2 separate regions of the Homo sapiens genome follow, and region 1 is linked to region 2. A link is a loop called in an ENCODE intact Hi-C map of the cell type or tissue named here. Cell type or tissue: lower leg skin. All regions are shown on one strand. Each heading gives the region's core, and the rest is flanking DNA. Links, peaks and the distances in the headings are about the cores only. Region 1 overlaps LGALS9 (galectin 9). Region 2 overlaps LOC124903956 (a long non-coding RNA gene).

Region 1 (2,805 bases), core at 200-2,699, 410 kb before region 2:
AGAATCTCTGCTGTCCCAAGGACAGCTTTAGCCACATGTCACCTGAGCCAAGCACTCAGCCCCTAGTGTCCCCATCCTCCTTGCTAAACCGCTTTCTTCCCGACTCTAGGGCTCTAGGGAGTTTAGTTTTTGGTGAAGGAGGACACTGTGCAGCTGTGAACTGACCAGAACTTGTAGACTTACAGAGAACATCTGTCCAGGGGCGCTCTGCACTGTGTGGATGACTGTCTGGGTCTGGAAGAAAGAAACCAGGTCTCACCCAGGCTCTCACGTGTGAAAACCACCAGCTCCCACCAGAGGGCGCCACACGGCAGGCACCCTCCAGGGGGCGTAACAAGCCCAATGGCCCCACAGACCCCACAGAGGGTGGGCCCAGGTGTCTCTTCTCTCAAGGGGATGAGCGAGGGGCAAAGGTTAGAACCCTGGAGAAGACAGATGGGGACGCTGGTGGCTCTGGCCCATCTTTCCTCTCGGGGAAACGTCTCTCAGCCTAGCCTCCCTTTGCAGGTGACAGAAGTGAATGTGGGGCATGGTCTTCCGTGGCTGCCCACGGGGTGGCAACTCAGGTTGTTTCATCCAACCCCCACATCCAACCCCCAACCTCACCAGGCCGGGCAGATGGTCAAGGGTCTGGTCTGTGCCCTCCCCACTCCCAATGGGAGAGGCCCAATGCCTGGCCCTGCCTCCTCCATGAGCCCAGAAAAGCCAAAATGAGGACGATCCAAAAAGAAAGCAAGAGACTTACAATGGGAGCCGGGTTGGCAGGCCACACGCCGGGAGGCTGGAGGGGTGAGGAGAGTCAGAATGGTGGTTATCGCGGGCACCACAGAATGGGAGGAGATGGTGGCAAAACTCCAGGGAGGCTCTTGTGCTCAGAAATGCCTCCCCGGACACACCCACCTCCCTCTTGCTCCCAAGCAAGCCTTCCTGAGCCCGTGGCACCCAGATTTTTACCCCCAGGTGTACAGGGCTTTGGGGTTGGGGGGTAGGGTATCCCCACTGGTTCCTCTCGAGAGAGAGGAGACTGGGTTTGATAGAGACCTCATTGCTTTCTGTAGCTCCCACAGCGAAGAGCATTACTTCCAGTGCCATATTTCACCCATAAGGTGAGAAGTGGTATTTGTTGAAGGCCTATTGTGGGTCGATTCCTGGGCTTCAGTGCTTTCCAACAAGGGAAGCAGCCTCAGCTCCTGTGTCCCTAGTGAGGCAACGAGGCTCAGAAAGATTAAGCAACTTGCCCAAGCTTGCCAAGGTGGAAGGGATCAAATCCAAAGTGGCAGCCAGTTCTGTCTGACTGTATCCAGCACACTTTCTATCCTCCCCAGAGCCAGGGCCAGCGCCAGGGCCAGGGCCAAAGTTGGGCTGCCCTGCAAATGTTCCCTGGGGCTCGACCAGTCCTGAAGTCAGCGTGGCAGGAGGCAGGTGCCCTGTCTGTACGGTGATGAGCCATAAGAAGACTGCGTAGACAAAGCGCCCCTCCTCCCAGTCCCCACTACTTGAGTGGCCGGAGGAAGGGCTGCTCACCTCCTTGTCCTGGATCCTGCCCCACCCAGTAGACTGTTCTTGCCCTGGCTGGTATCCCATTCTCCCTGGCTGTGTGAACCACATTCCACATTCATTCACTGAGTCCCTACTGAGTGCCAGGCACAGTGCAAATGAACAAGCCACAGTCCTGGCCCTCTGGGGCCTCATGGGCATAGGGACATGGGGGTGGAGTAACGGGGACAGACACGCAAATACAGTTACAATGGGGTGCTGTGAACTGGCATGGCACAGATACATACAGACTCTGTGGGGACACCAGGGGAGCGTCCAACAATATTCCAGGCGGGGAGGACTCCCAGAGGAGCGGCACTTAGGCAGAGCATGGAAGGGCAATTAGGCATGTGCTCGAGGCAGGCTGGCAGAGGGTGCTTCCGGGACCAGGGACAGCATATGCAAAAGCATGGTGGCCCAAGAGGGCCTTGAGTGAGCTGCAGAGGCTGCGTGAGCTTCGTGGGTTGGGGGTGAGGCAGGGACGTGGATTGGGGCAGACTGGGGAGGAATTCATATACCCTGCTGGAGAATTTGGGCTTTATTTGAAGGGCTGGGGGCTGTGAAGATTTTTAAGCAGGGAGAGGGTGTGATCACATTTGCTTATAAGAAGGTCACTGTGGCAGTGGTTGGGTGTAGGGGGTGGGGAACTGGACCCCTGTCGTCATGGTGAGGAATCCCAGAGGCCTGGACCACATCGGTGGCTTCAGGAGGGAGACACGTTCGTGCCTTGGAGAGACGTAAAGAAGAGGGAGTGAAGAATCCAGGGTGACCCCCAGGTCCCCAGCTCTGGGTGCCCAGCGGACAGAGACAGGGAACTCTTGGGTGGGCAAGATGCGGCCTGTAGGCCCTGAGTGGCCTGCTGGCTGGGGCCAGCCTCTCAGACCCTCGGTCCTTCCTACTGTCTGCTCGGCCACCCAGGGCCTCTGTGTTGAACTCACTTTTTGTCTGCGCCCCCTGGGCCTGGGTGGGAAACAGACAGGCTGGGAGAACGGCACCGTGGAGAAGGCAGGCTGAACAGGGACTGTGCGGGGGTTCTGTTAAAACAAAAGGCACCGGGCAGTGAGGAGAAGCATTAATAGAGCCAAGGAGAAGCCGAAAGGCAGAGGCAGGGGCAAGAGGGAGAGACCAGGCAGGCAGGGCGATGAGGCAAGGGGGTTAGGGCCCTGCCAAGATGGGATGGGAAAGAGCCAGGCTCTGGTGAGCAGTGCAGGGGTGCGGTCTCCCTCCAGCTCTTCCCTCCCCTACCACCCGCAGGGGAGAGAGTCAGGG
Region 2 (2,805 bases), core at 23-2,522:
AAGCAGGGAGCAGGCAACTCAGCACCAGCCTAGGCTCCACGTGGGGCTGAGAGAGGGGGAAGGCCACCGACAGTCCCTGCTCCATGGGGAAGGCAGCCTCTGACTCTGGCTGACGGGCCGGCAGTCGGATAAGGATTGGCTGGCAGGAATGGGCATCCAGCTGCCTCTGCTGCTGCTGTGAGCTGGGAATGATGGTGCCAGTCAAGTCTGCATGGCCAGGTGGCCGGGCCGGGGTCTCTCAGCTCCAGTGGCTGAAACACACTACAGAATCATCAAACCTAGTCTGAGATAGTCATGAAAGAGATTTAGAAAAAGACATAGTGATTTTGTTCCCCATTTGCTTTTTCTAAAAACACTCCTCTCTAATAAAATGTATGACAGCAATAGCTCTCACTTATTGCTCATTTAATGTGTGGCGAGTGTTTTCCTAAACTCTTTATATATGTGTATTAGCTCATTTAATCCCCACACAAATCTTATGAGGTTTTACCACTGTCTTCACTATATAGATAAGGAAATGGGGGAGTTTATCTCCAGGAAAGTTAAGAAACTTTACCAAATAACTTGACCAAGGTTTAAATGGGGGTCTTACCCAGAGTCAACTTTAACTTCCAGACTGTCTCTACTACATTTTCTTTAAACAGCTCTTTGTGACGGGCTTGACCTTGCTGCAGGGTCTTCCTGTGATTCCCAATTCTTTGGATTCAACCCACATTTAAATCAGTCCTCCTGTTTCTGCCTAAATAAACCAATGCTTATAATATTTAAATATTTATTAAGAGTCTCTATCTCTGCAATGGTATATTTCCAAGATAATTTTTCTGATGAAACCCAGAAGAGAGAGAAAAAGAGAAATATTGATTGAAACCCATATTATGACGATAATTTTGCTGGATAAATATGTTTCTTTTCTTTTTTTTGAGACAGAGTCTCACTCTGTCACGCAGGCTGGTGCAGTGGTGTGATCATGAATTTTTTCAAAATATTAGATCACTAGCTAGAGCTTAGAAATCCTTTGTCATAAAGAGAAAGTTTTGACGAAATGGAATTTGCCATAGCATCCATACTTGCTTACATTTACCAAAGGTTAAACTGTTCCCACGTATCACCTTCTGTTGGGCAATTTACCTTTGCTCACTAGGCATTGGCCAGGGGAGAAATGGTTTACATTTGAGAAAGAGGCCTAAAGCACACAATGCATCCCTACTTTAATTTTTCAAGAAAAATGCCTGCCCAACCTTAAAAAAATCAGGTAAGTAACACAGAGAGTAGGGACTATCATAAAACTATTTACAAAGCTAACTGGGATTAAAGTAGCCCTCAGAGCTTTTAGTGACATCTCCTGACCTCTGCTGGACACATTTGGGATTGCATAGCTCCCAGGTCCTTGAAAGTAACCAGCAAAATAAGAATCTTAAAGTTTACAGAATGCCTCATCTAAATCTCTCATTTCAGAGATGAAGAAAATAAGATTCAATGGGCTTATGTGACCTACCCAAGAGTACACAGTTACTTATGAAGTGGCATATTCAGGACCAGTACCTAGAAATGATTTATTGCCCAGTAAACCACATATGCAAATGTTGATTAACTTCATTGGAATGAATAAATACTCTTTGGATTATCTTTAGAGTACCATCATTTTTAGAAATAAGAACAGCTGACAAGGACAAAGTGGTAACCAAGAGTCAAAATTAGAATTATTTGAGCAAGGTCATAGTTACCTTTATATCCCGTATCCCATATCCCCTAATCCCATAACTCCGTCATTATCTTCAGTGACTGATGATGTCTGTAGAGTAACAAAGAAGAGAGTCGGAGAATTCATTTTCACAAAACCCTTTTTTTTAGTTGTAAATATTTATTCCTGATTGTAGTTTGTTAAAATGAGCTTGCCTTCCTAGAGGAAACTTCAACTGGCCATAGGAAATAAGACTCCCCAGGGTTAAGAGGACTGTTCCTTTCAAGAACTAACTCTACCAGTGTTCCTGCAGAGACACATGGAACCCAAGGGAGGCACCCAGAGGTCTCTGATGCTTCTTCAGCTGGGAGTTTTGGGTCTCCCTATTGAGGCTGTATCTAGAAGAGAAAGCTGAAAGACCACTGAACTATGTAGTCAAATTATTCTACACTTTAATATCTCCAAATGCATAGTGTTAACGAAAGGAGTAGAGTATTATATTTGAAAGAACATAAGCTTTGCAGCCATGCAGTTAGTGGCTGCTTACTATCTATGTGAGCTTAGGTAAATGACTTAATCTCTCTGAGCTTCAGTGTCCTCACCAATAAAACAGGAATCATAAATGATACTTTTCCAGAAAGTTGTTTGAGAATACATGAGATTGTGTGTGTGAAAATCCTAAGCAAAGTACCTGGTGCTACAGGCCAAAGGGAGGGATAATGTTTGATTTCTTCATGGAATTAAATATACACCAGATTTTTTTTCTTTTTTTGGATACTGGGTCTCATTCTATTGCCCAAGCTGGAGTGCAGTGGTGCAATAACAGCTTACTCCAGCCTCGAAGTGATCCTCCCACCTCAGCCTCCTGGGTAGCTGGAACTATATATAGGCACATGCCACCATGTCTAGCTAATTTTTTTCTTTTAATTTCTTGTAGAGACAGAATATTGCTATGTTGCTCAAGCTGATCTTGAACTCCTGATCTCAAGTGATCCTCCTGCTGCCTCCTGCCTCAGCCTCCCAAAGCACTGGGATTATAAGTGTGTGAGCCACCGCACCAGGCCTATGGCAGATTTTTTTTTTTTTAATTTCAGACAGGGTTTTACTCTGTTGCCCAGGCTGGA

The links. Peaks named below come from ENCODE experiments on the same cell type or tissue, not always from the same donor. Only the 100,000 strongest peaks of a DNase experiment are listed, where the experiment ranks them.
Region 1: it touches region 2 in a loop (7-fold over the local background); 51 of 110 quality-filtered maps call a loop at or near these places.

Annotation. Positions count from the first base shown.
Region 1 is chr17:27,643,290-27,646,094 of GRCh38, reverse strand. It overlaps LGALS9 (galectin 9), which reads right to left. Exons shown (of 11, transcript NM_009587.3): 5 at 2,475-2,570; 6 at 746-781; 7 at 184-234. Among named protein-coding and RNA genes, the nearest start is that of LGALS9, 14 kb to the right of the region's middle. RefSeq lists an enhancer at 2,324-2,805. In lower leg skin, for the core only: no CTCF peak of the experiment used is centred there; a DNase peak (open chromatin) is centred at 1,310.
Region 2 is chr17:27,235,438-27,238,242 of GRCh38, reverse strand. It overlaps LOC124903956 (a long non-coding RNA gene), which reads left to right. Exons shown (of 2, transcript XR_007065676.1): 2 at 1-384. Among named protein-coding and RNA genes, the nearest start is that of MIR4522, 57 kb to the left of the region's middle. In lower leg skin, for the core only: a CTCF peak has its summit at 1,355 (motif pointing left); a DNase peak (open chromatin) is centred at 1,362.